Regions from separate parts of the Homo sapiens genome. Here region 1 is linked to region 2. A link is an interaction called in ENCODE POLR2A ChIA-PET data of the cell type or tissue named here. Cell type or tissue: PC-9. All regions are shown on one strand. Each heading gives the region's core, and the rest is flanking DNA. Links, peaks and the distances in the headings are about the cores only.

What was found. ChIA-PET counts read pairs that join two places held together with the same protein. Peaks named below come from ENCODE experiments on the same cell type or tissue, not always from the same donor. Only the 100,000 strongest peaks of a DNase experiment are listed, where the experiment ranks them.
Region 1: POLR2A ChIA-PET joins it to region 2 with 9 read pairs; 2 of 35 experiments call an interaction of 5 or more read pairs at or near these places.

What each region holds. Positions count from the first base shown.
Region 1 is chr12:49,142,410-49,150,736 of GRCh38, forward strand. TUBA1B-AS1 (TUBA1B antisense RNA 1) reads left to right here. Exons shown (of 2, transcript NR_183484.1): 2 at 5,254-5,454. Among named protein-coding and RNA genes, the nearest start is that of TUBA1B-AS1, 15 kb to the left of the region's middle. In PC-9, for the core only: no CTCF peak of the experiment used is centred there; no DNase peak of the experiment used is centred there.
Region 2 is chr12:48,760,624-48,768,950 of GRCh38, forward strand. SPMIP11 (sperm microtubule inner protein 11) reads left to right here. Exons shown (of 4, transcript NM_001351123.2): 3 at 4,228-4,372; 4 at 4,984-5,167. The coding sequence ends at 5,032. ADCY6 (adenylate cyclase 6) reads right to left here. Exons shown (of 22, transcript NM_015270.5): 21 at 8,314-8,327; 22 at 5,571-8,093. The coding sequence ends at 7,968. Among named protein-coding and RNA genes, the nearest start is that of MIR4701, 7.2 kb to the right of the region's middle. RefSeq lists enhancers at 5,423-5,522, 6,903-7,482, 7,483-8,063. In PC-9, for the core only: no CTCF peak of the experiment used is centred there; a DNase peak (open chromatin) is centred at 4,088; H3K27ac peaks cover 1,216 bases.

The DNA.
Region 1 (8,327 bases), core at 50-8,049, 380 kb after region 2:
TAAATTCCACTTGGTCTTGGTATATAATTCTTTTTATCCAGTGTTGGATTTGATTTTCTGATATTTAATTAAGGATTTTTGCATCTATGTCCATGCAAATATTGGTCTGTAGTTTTCTTTTTTCTTTTTTTTTTTTTTGTAGTATCTGTCTGGTTTTGGTATTACGGTAACACTGATCTCATAGAATGAGTTAGGGAATAATCCCTCTGCTTCTTTCTTCTTAAAGAGATGGTATAAAATTGGGATAATGTTTCCCCTAAAAGTTTGGTAGAATTCAAATTAGCTAGGCATGGTGGCATACGCCTGTAATCCCAGCTACTCAGGAGGTTGAGGCAGGAGAATCACTTGAACCCAGAAGGCAGAGGTTGCAGTGAGCCAAGATTGCACCACTGCACTCCGGGCTGGGGAACAGAGCAAGACTCCATCTCAAAATAAATAAATAAATGTTTGGTAGAATTCATCAGTTAACCCATCTGGGCCTGGTGCTTTCTGTTTGGGAAGGTTATTAATTATTGATTCAATTATTATTATTATTATTTGAGACGGAGTCTCGCTCTGTCACCCAGGCTGGAGTGCAGTGGCGCGATCTCAGCTCACTGCAACCTCTGCCTCCTGGGTTCAAGCAATTCTCCTGCCTCAGCCACCCGAGTAGCTGGGACTACAGGTGCGTGCCACCATGCCCAGCTAATTTTTTGTATATTTAGTAGAGATGGGGTTTCACCGTGTTAGCCAGGATGGTCTCGATCTCCTGACCTCATGATCTGCCCACCTCAGCCTCCCAAAGTGCTGGGATTACAGGCATGAGCCACCGCGCCCAGCCGATTCAGTTCTTTAATAGATATAGAGCTGTTCAAATTGTCTTTCTTCTTATGTGAATTTGGCAGATTGTGTCTTTCAAGGAATTTGTCTATTTCATCTAGGTTATCAAATCTGTGCACATAGAGTTTTCCTTTATTTTCCCTTTAATGTTCATGGAATCTGTAATTATGTCCTCTCTTTTATTTCTTTTTCTGTTGTTTTGAGACGGAGTCTCGCTCTGTCACCCAGGCTGGAGTGCAGTGGTGTGATCTTGGCTCACTGCAACCTCCTCCTCCCAGGTTCAAGTAACGCTCCTGCCTCAGCCTCCCGCGTAGCTGGGGCTACAGCATACGCCACCACACCCAGCCAATTTTTGTATTTTTTGATAGAGATGCGGTTTTAACATGTGGGCCAGGCTGGTCCTGAACTCCTGACCTCAAGTGATCCACCTGCCTCAGCCTACTAAAGTGCTGGGATTACAGGCATGAGCCACCACACCCAGCCTTTTATTTCTTTTTTATTACTTTTTTGTAGAGATGAAGCCTCGCTATGTTGCCCAGATTGGCGTGCAGTGGCTATTCACAGATGTGATAATCATATACTGCAGCCTTGAACTCCTGGGCTCAAGGGATCCTCCTGCCTCAGCCTGTAAAGTAACTGGAACTATAGGTGTGCCACCTTGCCCAGCTCCTTCACTTTAAAAAAAAAAAGTTTAATTTTAATTTTGTAGAGATGAGGTCTTGCCATGTTGCCCAGGCTGGGCTTGAACTCTTAGCATCTAGTCATCCTCCCACTTTGGCCTCCCAAAGGCCTGGGATTATAGACATGAACCACTATGCTCAGCCTCCTTTACTTTTTTTTTTTTTTTTTTGAGACAGAGTCTCGCTCTGTCGCCCAGGCTGGAGTGCAGTGGCACAATCTCGGCTCACTGCAAGCTCTGCCTCCTAGGTTCACGGCATTCTCCTGCCTCAGCCTCCCAAGTAGCTGGGACTACAGGTGCCCGCCACCATGCCTGGCTAATTTTTTTGTATTTTTAATAGAGACGGGGTTTCACCGTATTAGCCAGGATGGTCTCGATCTCCTGACCTTGTGATCCACCCGCCTCGGCCTCCCAAAGTGCTGGGATTACAGGCGTGAGCCACCGCGCCCGGCCTCCTTTACTTTTTTTATCTAGTTTCTCCTACAGATCTATAAAGAGTTGTTGGCAGCTCTAGATGCACTGCCTATGACTTAGCCCTGCTCTGCATGGAGCAGTTAAAAAAAAAAAAAAGGAGCTGTTGATTTTTTAGTTTGTTCAGCTTTTACTTGTTGTTATCATGGAGTGGTGACTTCCGAGCTTCTTTTCTGCTGGTCTGGAAACTGGATGTGTATATCTTTTCAAAGCAGTAACAAGAAGGTCAATGAGGCCAGAGCAGAGTAGTGAGTGAGGGGGAGAGCGTTATGAAATGAGATTGGAGAGGTAGCCAGGGTCTAGCTCATGTAATAGTGTTATTAGGCATGGAGAGATTTTGTGTTTTATTCTAAAAATAATGAGAAGCTATTAGATAGTTTTGAGCAAAGGTGTGACATGTTCTATTTTAGGTTTTAAGAGCATTGCTCTGGCTTTTGTGAGAGTAAACCACAGGAGGTTAAGAGTGGAAGAAGGAAGATGAACTAGAAGGGAATGGGCAGTAATGCAAATAAGAGATGATAGTGGCTTGAATCAAGGTGATATTGTTGAGGTGGTAAGAAGTGGTGGAAATGTGAGTTGTTTTGTTTTGTTTTGTTTTGTTTTTGAGATGGAGTCTTGCTCTGTCACCCAGGCTGGAGTGCAGTGGTGTGATCTCGGCTCACTGCAATCTCTGCCTCCCAGGTTCAAGTGATTCTCCTGCCTCAGCCTCCCAAGTAGCTGGGACTACAGGCGTGTGCCACCACGCCCGGCTAATTTTTTTTTTTTTTTTTTTTAAGTAGATGTGGGGTTTCACCGTGTTAGCCAGGATAGTCTTGATCTCCTGACTTCGTGATCTGCCTGCCTTGGCCTCCCAAAGTGCTGGGATTATAGGCTTGAGCCACCACGCCCAGCCTTCTGAGTATATTTTGAAGACAGAACTGACAGGATTTATTAAGAAGTTGGCTGTGAGAAAGAAAGAGAGGAGTCAGTCATGACCCCTAGATTTTTGGTCTGAGCAACACTGGGGAATACTAAAGGAGGAACAGGTGTAGAGAAATGGAAAGAATCAAAAGTTCAGTTTTGGACATGTTAAGTTTGAGATGCAGTGGGTTAAATATAAGTAGAGATGTTGATTAGGCAGTAATAGTTGGTTAAAAAGTGCAGAGGGGAGGTCGTGTTGGAGATAAATTTAGAAGTCATCAGTATAGAAAGTGGATAAGATCACCTGGGGAACGGGGGAGATCCAACCGGGCGCAGTGGCTCATGCCTGTAATCCCAGCACTTTGGGAAGACCAGGCGGGCGGATCACAAAGTCAGGAGTTCGAGACAAGCCTGGCCAACATAGTGAAACCCCGTCTCTACTAAAATTACAAAATTTAGCTGGGCATGGTGGCATGCGCCTATAGTCCCAGCTACTTGGGAGGCTGAGGCAGGAGAATCGCTTGAACCCGGGAGGCGGAGGTTGTGGTGAGCTGAGATTGTGCCATTGCACTCCAGCCTGGGCAACAGAGCGAGACTGTCTGAAAAAAAAAAAAAAAAAAGGAAGAGGTCCAAGGACTGAACCCCAGAGCACTCTAACTTATAAAAATTAGGAACAGGATCTAGTAGTGTAAAGTAAAAGGAGCAGACAGTGATGTTGGAAGTTAATAATGGCCTGGGTGCAGTGGTTCACACCTATAATACCAGCACTTGGGGAGGCCAAGGTGGGAGGATTGCTTGAGCCCAGGAGTTAGAGACCAGCTCTGGCAACACAGGGAGATCCCTTCTTTACAACAAATACAAAAATTAGCCAGGCGTGGTGGTGTGCACCTGTAGTACCGATTACTTGGGAGGCTGACATAGGAGCCCACGAGGTGAAGGCTGCAGTAAGTTGTGATCGCGCCACTGCATTCCAGCCTGGGTAACAGAGCAAGACCGTGTTTCCAAAAAAATAGAAGAAAGAAAATAATGAAGAGTTTAGTATTCTGGAAACCAAATGAAGAAAGTGTTTCAAGCAGGAGCAGGTGATAACTCTGCTTTTTGAACTGTGCTTTCTGGGAGGCTGGGTAACATGGGGTCTGAGAATCAGCTGTTAGATTTCACTGGTGACCTGGGCAAGAGTGGCTTCAGTGGAGCAGTAAGGATGAATTAAGGCCTTATTGGTGTAAGTTCAAGAGATGATTCATGACAAGGAAGTGGAGGAAGGAGAATTTAAAAACTTTTTTGAGGATTTTTGCTTTAAGGGGTTAGAAAGAAGAGTAATAACCAGGAGAGCTGGATAGGGATGTTCAATAAAAGGCGGGGTTTTCTTTTTGTTTTTGTTTCTAAGGTGGGAGCTATTTTAGAATATTTGTTTGCTAATGAGAAAAAAAAAACAAAAGGTAAAATCCATGTTGTGGGGAAAAGGAGCAAAGCTTTAGAGTAGTGAAATGGAAAGGCACCCAGTGCACCATGGAGGGGTTCACCTTGGAAAGGAGCACAGTATTCACCTGCTGACACACAGGAGGAAGCCAGAATTCGAGGAGCGATTAATCGGTTGGCAGTTAGATTTAGTGGTGGAATCTGTGGAATTTCTCTTCTGATTATTTCTGTTTTTCTCCTCTACTGCAGTGAACTAGAAAATGGGTAATTTCAGCCAGGGATGGTGGCATACAGTGGTGCCTTTCAGCTACTCGGGAGGCTAAGGCAGGAGGATCCTTTGGGCCCAGGAGTTTGAGTCCAGTCTGGGCAACATAGCAAAACCTCATCCTTTTTTTTTTTTTTTTTTTTTGAGACGGAGTTTCGCTCTTGTTGCCTAGGCTGGAGTGCAATGGCGTGATCTCGGCTCACCGCAACCTCTACCTCCCGGGTTGAAGCGATTCTCCTGCTTCAGCCTCCCGAGTAGCTGGGATTACAGGCATGTGCCACCACACCTGGCTAATTTTGTATTTTTAGTAGAGACAGGGTTTCTCCATGTTGGTCGGGCTGGTCTCGACCTCCCGACATCACGTGATCTGCCCGCCTCAGCATCCGAAAGTGCTGGGATTACAGATGTGACCTATCGTGCCCAGCCGCTAAACCTCATCTTTAAAAAAGAAGAACAAAATAGGTAATCTTTCCTAATTCTCCCTCTTTTCCTTAGTAACAGAACCCTGATTTCTTTGGGAACAGGGTGCCCAGCTTCTGTTCCAACTGATGGGGTCCATGTGACTAAGTTCTGGTGAAATGTTAGTGGAAGTTGTTTGGTGGGGCTGCTGATAAAGTTTCTAAAACAGGATTGATAAGATTGAGCTAGTGTCATTGGCCCTTTCTTTTTCTTTTTTTTTTTTTTTTTTTTTTTTGCCTAGAACATGGACAAGATGGCTGGGGTCCTGTGGAGTTCTAGTAATCTTCTTACGATAATAAAGCAACCTTATGCCATATGATATGCTAAGGATGGAGGAAGATAGAGTCTAGGTGCCTGATGACAACATGGAGCTGTCAAGCCCTGCATTGCCTCCCCCTGGACGTCTCATTATGGGAGAAAATGAAGCAATTTGTTTAAGCCACACTGATCTTTTTTCCTATTTTTCTTTTTCTTTTGTTGAGTGTGTGTTTGTGTCTGTTATTTACAGCTGATTGTAAGTCATAACTGATGTGGTAGTGGGACTGTGTAAGTTTTGTCTTCTGATGTTTTTCTTTTTTTTTTTCTTCTTCAGTGAAACAGGGATGGGGAGATCATTAGCTAAATGTAAGGATTGGGGAAGGAGTGTGGGAGGTTTGTGGAGAGAGAATGTGTGAAATGTGGGAAGTTTGTGGAGAGAGAATTTGTGAAATAGTTATCTCTGAATGGTAGAGTAAATTAAGTAGGGAGAGGTAGTAGGTCATTCAGACATCTGTGGTTGTAAATATAAAATGAGATCAGTCATCTGGGTTGTATTTTTCCCTAGTCAGGTTTACCTGCTCAGGAGAAGGTATAAACCTGATAGTGAATTGGGTTTAACCAGGATTTATATTTTGCTAAAGCCATTGTGTCACCATTTGTGAAATAGAAGAAGATACTGTAGAGTCACTAAGAAGACAGTTGACTGAATGGATTTATAAAAACATGTAGCCGGGCACAGTGGCTCATGCCTGTAATCCCAGCACTTTGGGAGGCCGAGGCGGGCAGATCACGAGGTGAGGAGATCGAGACCATCTTGGCTAACACGGTGAAACCCCCTCTCTACTAAAGAAAAAAAAAAAAATTAGCCGGGCGTGGTGGCAGGCGCCTGTAGTCCCAGCTACTCAGAAGGCTGAGGCAGGAGAATGATGTGAACCCAGGAGGTGGAGCTTGCAGTGAGCCAAGATCACGCCACTGCACTACAGCCTGGGTGACAGAGCGAGACTCTGTCTCAAAAATAAATAAATAAATAAATAAAATAAATAAAAATATATACAAACATGTAATTGCTGGCCAGGCATGGTGGCTCACGCCTGTAATCCTAGCACTTTGGGAGACTGAGGCGGTGGATTGCCTGAGCTCAGGAGTTTGAGACCAGCCTGGGCAACACGGTGAAACCCCATCTCTACTGAAATACAAAAAATTAGCCAGGCGTAGTGGCATGTGCCTTTAGTCCCAGCTACTTGGGAGGCTGAGGCAGGAGAATTGCTTGAACCTGGGAGGTGGAGGTTGCAGTGAGCCAAGATCGTGCCACTGCATTCCAGCCTGGGCAACAGAGTAAGACTCTGTCTCAAAAAAAGAAACAAACAAACAAAAAACATGTAATTAATAAAAGCAGTAGACTTGAAAGCAAAACTTTACACATATTTTTTGAATAGGTAAAGTTCCCATGGTTCAAACATTGAAGAGGTAAAAAGATACACAGACATACCTTACTTTATTGCACTTCACTTTACTGAACTTGTTTTGTTTTGTTTTGTTTTTCTTTTGAGACAGTTTCGCTCTTGTTGCCCAGGCTGGAGTACAGTCGTGTGATCTCGGCTCACTGCAACCTCTGCCTCCTGGGTTCAATCTCTTCTCCTGCCTCAGCCTCCCAAGTAGCTGGGACTACAGGCACTTGCCACCACGCCCGGCTAATTTTTGTATTTTTGGTAGAGACAGTGTTTCACCACGTTGGCCAGGCTGGTCTCGAACTTCTGACCTCAAGTGATCGGCCTGCCTCGGCCTCCCAAAGTGCTGGGATTACAGGCTTAAGCCACCGTGCCCGGCCCTTTTTATTTTTTTTGAGACAGAGTTTCGCTCTTGTTGCCCAGGCTGGAGTGCAATGACGCAATCTTGGCTCACCGCAACCTCCGCCTCCCTGGTTCAAGGATTATCCTGCCTCAGCCTCCCAAGTAGCTGGGATTACAGGTGTGAGCCACTGTGTCTGGCCCACTTTACTGAACTTCACAGATGATGAGAGTTTTCTCTTTCTTTTTTTTTTTTAAAACGTATTGAAGGTTTATGGCAACCCTGCATCAAGCAAGTCTGTTAGCACCATTTTTCCAACAGCATTTGCTCACTTCATGTCTCTGTGTCACATTTTGGTAATTTTCATAATATATAAAAATTTTTCATTACAGGCTGGGTGTAGTGGCTCACACCTGTAATCCTAGCACTTTGGGAGGCCAAGGCAGGCGGATCTCCTGAAGTCAGGAGCTCAAGACCAGCCTAGCCAACATGGCGAAACCCCATCTCTACCAAAAATACAAAATTAGCTGGGTGTGGTGACACACGCCTGTAATCCCAGCTACTTGGGAGTCTGAGGCAGGAGAATCGCTTGAACCCAGAAGGCGGAGGTTGTGGTGAGCCGAGATCGTGCCATTGCACTCCAGCCTGGGAGACAAAGCGACATCTCAAAAAAAAAAAAAAAAAAAAGCTTTTTTATTATTATTGTATTTGTTATGGTGATCTGTGATTAGTAATCTTTGATGTTACTATTGTAATGGTTTTGGAGTGCCACAAACATAAGATCACGTGACAGTGACCTTAATATATAAATGTGTGTGTTGTGATTGTTCTACTGACCAGCCATTTCCTGTCTCCCTCTTCTTATGCCTCCCTGTTAAATTAGACACAACAACATTGAAATCAGACCAATTAATAACCCTACAGTGGTCTCTGAGAGAGGCTAACAGCTAATCCTCTTGTGCTAAACAGCCAAATTGTGAATGCAAAGGAAAAGTTCTCAAAGGAAATTAAAAGTGCTACTCCAGTGAACACATGAATGATAAGAAAGTGAAACAGTCCGGGCGTGGTGGGTCACGCCTGTAATCCCAGCACTTTGGGAGGCTGAGGTGGGTGGATCACCTGAGGTCAGGAGCTCAAGACCAGCCTAGCCAACATAGTGAAACCCTGTCTCTACTAAAAATACAAAAATTAGCTGAGTGTGGTGGTGCACACTTGTAATCCCAGACACTCGGGAAGCTAAGGCAAGAGAATCACTTGAACCCCAGAGGT
Region 2 (8,327 bases), core at 252-8,251:
TCAAGTGATTCTTGTGCCTCAGCCTCCTGAGTAGGTGGGACTACAGGAGTGCACCACCACCCCTGGCTAATTTTTGTATTTTTAGTAGAGACAGGGTTTCACCATGTTGGCCAGGCTGGTCTCGAACTCCTGATCTCAGGTGATCCATCTCCCTCGGCCTCCCAAAGTGCTGGGATTACAGGCGTGAGCCGCCACTTAGGGCCCCTCATTGGTTTAAAGGCAGGATGTTGGGGAGAGAAAATGCCTGAGCTATTGTTTTACTAATCTTTCAAAATTATTGGGAGAAAAAAGTATATTGTATATTATCATGCATTATCCCTTTGAGGAATAGTAAGCACAAGCTTTGGCATTTTATTGAACTGGGTTTAAACTGCAAACGAATTCTGTGACTTTAGGCAAGTTCCTTTAACCACAACCTCTCTGAACCATCTGGAAATGGGAATAATACTTTTTAGCACTATTGTCAAGAGAGAACATGTACATTTTAAAAAGCATGTAGCCAGCCTGGGCAACATGGTGAAATCCCATCTATAAAACATACACCTGGGCACAGTGGCTCATGCCTGTAATCCCAGCACTTTAGGAAGACGAGGCGGGCGGATCACTTGAGGTCAGGAGTTCGAGACCAGCCTGTCCAACATGGCGAAACCCCATCTCAACTAAAAATACAAAAAAATGTTAGCCGGGCATAGTGGCAGGCGCCTGTAATCCCAGATACTTGATAGGCTGAGGCAGGAGAATCGCTTGAACCCAGGAGGCAGAGGTTGCAGTGAGCTGAGATGGCACCATTGCACTCCAGCCTGGGGGACACAGCGAGACTCCAAAAAAAAAAAAAAAAAATCGCAGGGCATGGTGGTGCTCGCCTGCAGTCCCAGCTATTCAGGAGGCTCAGGTGGGAGAATCACTTAAGCCTGGCAGGTCAAGGCTGCCATGAGCTGTGATAGTGCTACTGCACTCCAGCCTGGGCAACAGAGCAAGACCCTGTCTTTAAAAAAAAAAAAAAAGCATGTAGGACATCAAAGCATGATGTAAGCTGATAAAAAATACAAATAAAAATAAACATCACATAGCGTATGATGCCATTTATATAACATTCTTTTTTTTTTTTTTTTTTTTTTTTAGATAGGGTCTCACTCTGTTGCCCAGGCTGAGTACAATGGTGCAATTATAGCTCACTACAGTCTCAAATTCCTGGCTCAAGTGATCTTTCCACCTCAGCCTCCTGAGTAGCTGAGACTACAGGCATGTGCCACTATGCCCAGCTCTTTTTTTTTTTTTTTAATAGAGACAAGGTCTGGCTATCTCCCACACAGCGATCCTCCTGCCTCAGCCCCACAAAGTGCTGGAATTACAGGTGTGAGCCACCATGCCAGGCCTTATAATACTCTTATATGACATTCTTATATAACACTCTTATAACATTCTTTTTTTTTTTTTTTTTTTTTTTTTGAGACGGAGTCTCTCTCACTCTGTCTCCCAGGCTGGAGTGCAGTGGCGCGATCTCGGCTCACCACAAGCTCTGCCTCCCGGGTTCATGCCATTCTCCTGCCTCAGCCTCCCGAGTAGCTGGGACTACAGGCGCCTGCCACCATGCCCGGCTAATTTTTTGTATTTTTAGTAGAGACAGGGTTTCACCGTGTTAGCTAGAATGGTCTCGATCTCCTGACCTCATGATCCGCCCACCTCGGCCTCCCAAAGTGCTGGGATTACAGGCGTGAGCCACCCCGCCCAGCTTTTTTTTTTTTTTTTTTTTTTTTTTTTTGAGACGGAATCTTGCTCTGTCGCCCAGGCTGGAGTGCAATGGTGCGATCTCGGCTCACTGCAACCTCTGCCTCCCAGGTTCAAGCGATTCTCCTGTCTCAGCCTCCTAAGTAGCTGGGATTACAGGCACCCGCCACCATGCCTGGCTAATTTTTGTATTTTTAGTAGAGACGAGGTTTCACCATATTGGTCAGGCTGGTCTTGAACTCCTGACCTCAGGTGATCCACCTGCCTCGGCCTCCCAAAGTGCTGGAATTACGGGCGTGAGCCACTGCATCCGGCTCTTATAACATTCTTAAAATGACAAGATTACAGAAATGAAGAACAGATCACTGATTTCCAAAGCGGGGCAGTGGGGGAGGGTGGCTATAAAATGCCAGCTCCAGGATGGGTGGTGATGGAACTGTTCTGTATCAATATATTCAATATATTAATATCATGTTGTGGTAGTGTCCCATAGTTTTGTAAGCTGTAACCATTGTGGGGAAGAGTAAAAGGTACACATGATTTCCCTGTTTTTGTTTTTGTTTTTAATAGAGACAGGGTCTTGCTATGTTGCCCAGGCTGGTCTTGAACTCCTGGGCTCAAGTGATCCTCCCAAAGTGCTGGGATTACAGGCATGAGCCACTGCACCTGGTTTCCCCGTATTATTCATTACAACTGTATGTGAACCTATAATTATAACAAAATTAAAGTTTAAAACCTAAAATACTTTCAGAAATCAAAACAGGCACATGTGGAAAGAGGGGTAGTAAGTTATTTCTAATAGCAAAACTTTAACATTTTTCCATTTTTATCTATTCGAGACAGAATCTTGCTCTGTTGCCCAGGCTGGAGTGCAGTGGCACAATCATGGCTCACTGCAGCCTCAACAACCTCCCAGGCTCAAACGATCCTTCCCACCTCAGCTTCCTGAGCAGCTGGTACTACAGGCGTGCACCATCACACTGGGCTAATTTTTGTATTTTTTGTAGAAATGGGGTTTCAACATGTTGCCTGGGCTGGTTCTGGAAGTCCTGGGCTGGAGTGATCCATCTGCCTCTTAAAGTGCTGGGATTACAGGTGTGAGCCACTGCACCCAGCCTCTAATAGCAAAACTTTTTAATAGCTTATTATTAATTAATAGAAAAATAAGCCAAAAATGTAACATCTACTCAATGAATTATTAGGGATTTTAAAAAAATTATTATAAACACTATATAGCAATCCAGAATATTAGGCTATAATTCTAAGTTTTAAAAATATACAAATTTTATACTGGTAGAATTAGACTTATCCAAATAAATAGTAAAAGTACTTTTTTTTTTTTTTTTTGAGACAGTCTCGCTCTGTCGCCCTGGCTGGAGTGCAGTGGCACGATCTCAGCTCACTGCAACCTCCATCTCTCGGGTTCAAGCAATTCTCCTGCCTCATCCTACTGAGTAGCTGCGATTACAGGCACCCCCCACGATGCCCTGCTAATTTTTGTATTTTTAGTAGAGATGGGTTTCACCATGTTGGCCAGGCTGGTCTCAAACTTCTGACCTCAAGTAATCCACCTGCCTCGGCCTCTAAAAGTGCCGGGATTACAGGCATGAGCCACCTCACTCGGCCAAAAGTACTTTTTTTTTTTTTTGAGATGGAGTTTCCCTCTTATTGCCCCAGCTGGAGTGCAGTGGCACAATCTTGGCTCACCGCAACCTCTGCCTCCTGGGTTCAAGTGATTCTCCTGCCTCAGCCTCCTGAGTAGCTGGGATTACAGGCATGCACCACCACGCCCGGCTAATTTTTGTATTTTTTTTTTTAGTAGAGACGGGGTTTCTCCATGTTGGTCAGGCTGGTCTCGAACTCCCGACCTCAGGTGATCTGCCTGCCTCGGCCTCCCAAAGTGCTGGAATTACAGGCGTGAGCCACCGTGCCCAGCCCAAAAGTACTTTTTCAAACAGCATCAAAGTCTGATATTATTACAAAAATTTAAGAATATTTAATACCACATTTAGAACATAATAGGCACTAGATAAATTACATCTATTAATAGCATCTAAATGTGAGGTGGTATTAGTTAGGTTTCAGAGAATTACTTGGAGTGAGCAAAGGAAGCCATTTTTTCCAAGAGGAGGGAAGAGAATGAGGATGATTAAGCCAAGAAGAAAGAAAAATAATAGATCAGTGGACCCCATCTTACACATTTCCCAAGTGGGTTGACCACTTGTTTTTCTACCATCTTAGCACTTGGGGAAAGCTCTCTTGGAGATGGGCTTACTAGCAGCAGGAAGAACCAAGACTGATTCATTTGACCATGAAGGGTGTGAGATGCTAGAATCCGGAAGTGAAGCAGGGTGTGGTGACCACACTCCCAGGACCTCTCAGCACCTGGTCCGGCCAAGCAGTTGCTGGGCTGGGCTGGGCTATTGCTGCCCTGAGGCAGAACAGTGAGCAGAGAACTTGAAGGAATTAGATAACCTGCCCTTCCCCCCACCCATTCAGTTCCCAATCAGGTCTTCAGAATCCCCTTGACTGATGCTCAGAACTTCAGCTTCTGGTGGTCCCATGATCCAGGAGTGCGTCCAGAGGAAACCATGCCATGGATCCGGAGCCCACGCCATTGTCTCATAAAAAGCGCGATGACCAGGTTAGGCTGGGAGGGGTAAGGGTGGGGAGGTCAAGGGAAGTACTCCTTCCCTTCACTTTAATTCTTAGAGATTATTTCATCTCCGGTCAGTTAGGGAATTAGGAGAGATTTGAGTCTTACCAGAGAAAACTGGCCCCAGAATTTGGGCCGTGATGACATTCAAAGGAGTTAGAGATTTGTCTGTGTCTTTGTGTTCCTCTTTGTGGGTGTGACTTCTGAGCTAGTGCAAAACAAGTGTCCATAGTAATCCTGTGGCAGCCCAATGCTGCCTTCGTCGCTACCTCTCCACCCCTCAAATCACCATCCATTGGCAGTAGCCTCTGCCACCCAGGTTCAAGCAATTCTCCTGCATTAGCTCCCGAGTAGCTGGGATTACAGGCACCCGCCACCGTGACCGGCTAATTTTTGTATTTTTAGTAGAGACGAGGTTTCACCATCTTGGCCAGGCTGGTCTTGAACTCCTAACCTTGTGATCCACCCGCCAGGGCCTCCCAAAGTGCTGGGATTACAGGCGTGAGCCACCGCGCCCAGCCTCTTGGGAGCTATTTTTAAGGATCTCCTGCTCTCCAGCCTGGCCTGGCTGAATCTCTCTCTGAATCTCTTCTTTCCAGGTTTATGGATCACTCTATTCTCAATGACAGGACCTTCAGTCTGTATTAAGAAGATATGGCTGCAGAAAGACAAGATGAATTGTGGCAAGAGTGCAGAGGGGGAAAGAAGGAGGTTTCCCAGTTCCGATGGCTGACTAATGGGAGGAGGAGATGGAGAAAGCACAGTAAACAGACTGGACTAAAAGTTGCTTGTGTGCACGGGGGGAGCTGTGGGGTCAGGATGGGAGTGATTCCAGTGTCCAGATTGTTGTGAGAGCTGCTGTGTGGGAGATTCCTGAATAAGCCAGACCTTGGAGTGAGAGGTCTGTGAGGGGCCAAGGCACTGGAAAGAACCGCCGGCTTCATGCATGGCAGGGGTCACACACAAATCTGGGAAGGCACACACTGGAGCTCATGATGCTGAAAGGCCTTGAGTAGTCACACTCTGAAGATACTGCAGCTTCTCCTTAGCAGGGAGAAAGCCACAGGAAGTCCTCTGACCACAGACAAGAGGCCCACGGAGCCCTGGGGCAGGAGGTCGCCTCCTACACCAGGCTCTGTCACTTCTGACCCACCCAGGGCCCAGAACAGCTACAGAGAACAGAGAATTTTACAAAGAGTTTGATTTTATTGATATTTAAATATATTAAATATTTCACTGAAATACATGGTTCACCATCCTCCCCCACCCCCACAGTGGTTACATTATAAAACCAAAGCCCACGGCCTCCCACCTCCTGACTCCTCTACCAACTGGGTGAGGAAAGGGACAATGGTAGCCCAGGGGAAGGGCATGGCTGGCACTGTGGTACGGGGATCCAGGGTGTGGACAGGCCCTCCCACCTGGCAAGAAGCAGAGACAAGCCACCCAAGGCTGAGGTCTTCCCACTCTGATCTACTTATACCCTCACCCCTACCCCATGGCACCAAGTAGTCTCTTCCTATCCCTTCCTATCCAGGGATATGGCTGGGGACAGGGGAGTAGATTTTCTGTCTGGAAAACAAGTCTTTTCCCCTCCTTCTGCCATGACTAATGAAGTACCTGATGGCCCATTTGGTTGATGCATGAAGATGCCCAAGGGAGGCATTACCCAGAAACCAGGCCTCCACAGGGAGCTGGTGTCAGAAGGGGCATGAGGAGGGGCAAGTGCACTGCCTGCCCCTTCCACTCCCAAACCTAGCAACTCTGGAAACCCTTCTCCTCTGCCTCTCTAGTCATTTCCAAGACAAAGTGATCTTCAAGCAAAATTCAGGCTAGTGCCTTTGGCTTAAATAGGTACAGACAGAGAAACTGAGGCACCAACAAATTCAGGCCAGAGTCAAGGAGGTTGCAGGGAAAGGGGTAAAAGGAAGGCAAAGACAGGAAGGGAATCTAGAGTTCAACCTCCTAACCCTTCTGCCAGCCCTCAAGGCTTCACAAGGGACTGGGGAGCTAGAAACATGCTAGACTCAGGCTGAAGGCTGGGGAAAGCCAAGTTTAAGGTTCCTCTTCCCCACCCCGTAGTACCAGTATCCAGGTCCTCAGAGGGATTCCATGCTACCCCAGCCCCAAAGCATACCATGTCCCAGGACACTATCTGGGGAAGCCAGGAAATTCCTCAGCCTCTGTCCATCAAACCCCAGACAGTTCAAGTGCTGGCATGGAGCACTGGGGCTTAAGCAAGCGCTTGGGTCCCTGCCACAGACAGGGAGAGTCATGCTGCACACATGGCCCCCGAACGGCACTTAGGGATTTGGCACAAAAAGGACTCCTCTCCCTCCTTTTGCTACCACACCCCATCCCACTCCTGTGCAACCTGGGCATCTCTCTACATCCCCTGAAGTAGGAAACCCTGCTTTATTCCCAGAAGACAGAGGCCCACAGGAGAGAGGCAACCTGGGGTGGAGAGCTGAGGAGCAGGAGCACAAGGACTCACATAGACCTGGAAAACAGATATGCACACAAAGACCAACATGCACACACAGTTACACAAACACACGGGCCCTCCCCAACACCAGAGACTTGGGAGGGCAGGTTTGGGATCAGGGTCACCTTTCTCCATGCCCTGACCCTTTTCTATTTGGCAACAGAAGAGGAAGAGATGCTCCATGCCCCCTTGTCAGCAGACAGCAAGAGAGCACTGGGGCAGAGTGACCTGATCTGGACCCCGACGGGGTCCTCAGATCAGAGTCTGGCACTGCCCCAGCCCTGGCCGGCCTGCTCTTTGGCACCTGCAGGTGAACTTCCAGCTCCTGACCTGACATCCCCACACACAGGCTTGCTCTCTGAGCATTTTTCACAGTACCAGTGAGGCCAGACACCCCGTTCCCTGGAGCGTGCAGGAACTGGGGCTAAATCTAAGCTGTCAGAGGTCCCTTTGTTCCCCTTTGGGGACAGATCATGGGACTAAGATTTGGCACATGGAAACATTCTCCTGAAATATGGCCAAAGCTGGCTCCCCAGAGCTTCTCCCTCCTCTGCTCTGTGCATAGGAGGGACACCTGGCTGGGGTGGGGAAGTGCCCAGGACCAGTGCTGGGGATGCAGGTATTGCAAAGGCAAGCATGGAATAGGCACTCCTCATGCCTGTCTTTGTACAAAATATTGTACAAAATATTCCCAGGAAAAAAGAGGGAAAAGAAGGGCTCAGCCCTGAACCTGCTGCCCAGACAGACAGGGAAGGGTAGGCATGGCAAGCTGCCATTTTAATCCCTCAGGCAAGAGGCCTCCCTCTGCTTCTGCTACTGACCCCTCCCCTGCTCCCAAAGGCTGGAAGATTGGAGAGGGAACAGCCCTACCCCAAGTAAGAAAGAAAGTCACTTGCATAATCCTCTCGGTAGGTAGCCCCTTGTTTTCCAGCTTGAGGGCAGACGAGCATGATCCAAGCACAGCCTGCTGGGATGTTCCCTTTTGTGGTTAGCAGGGTCTGGAGGCTCAGTGCCCCCTGCCACAGCTCCACCCAGTGAGCACAGAGTCCACTCAATGCCCACCTTGGTCCCTTCAGCTGAATTTGTGGCTGGGCCCTGTTAACTGCTGGGGCCCCCATTGAGGAAGTAGGTGGTCATCTCCCCCTTGCCCTTCACCTTGACCACCCCTCGACACTCCAGCTGGTAGCCCTTGGCAGCTAGAACCTGGTACAGGTCCGTGGTCACCTGGGGGAGTGGGAGGGGAGCCCGCTTAGCCTGGAATCCTTCCTGCTGCATTTGCAGGGGCCCAGGGGTTCTCTAGTCAGGCTAGCTCCCTTCCCCCAGTCCCTGCCCCACCATACACAGAACACTAGCCACCCTACCCCTGTCCTAGCAGACTGCAGAGACACCTGTGGAAGCCCTCCGGGCCCATGTTCCTCCCAGCCCCTGCTCATATCCCCCTCACCTGGATTCGGTCGG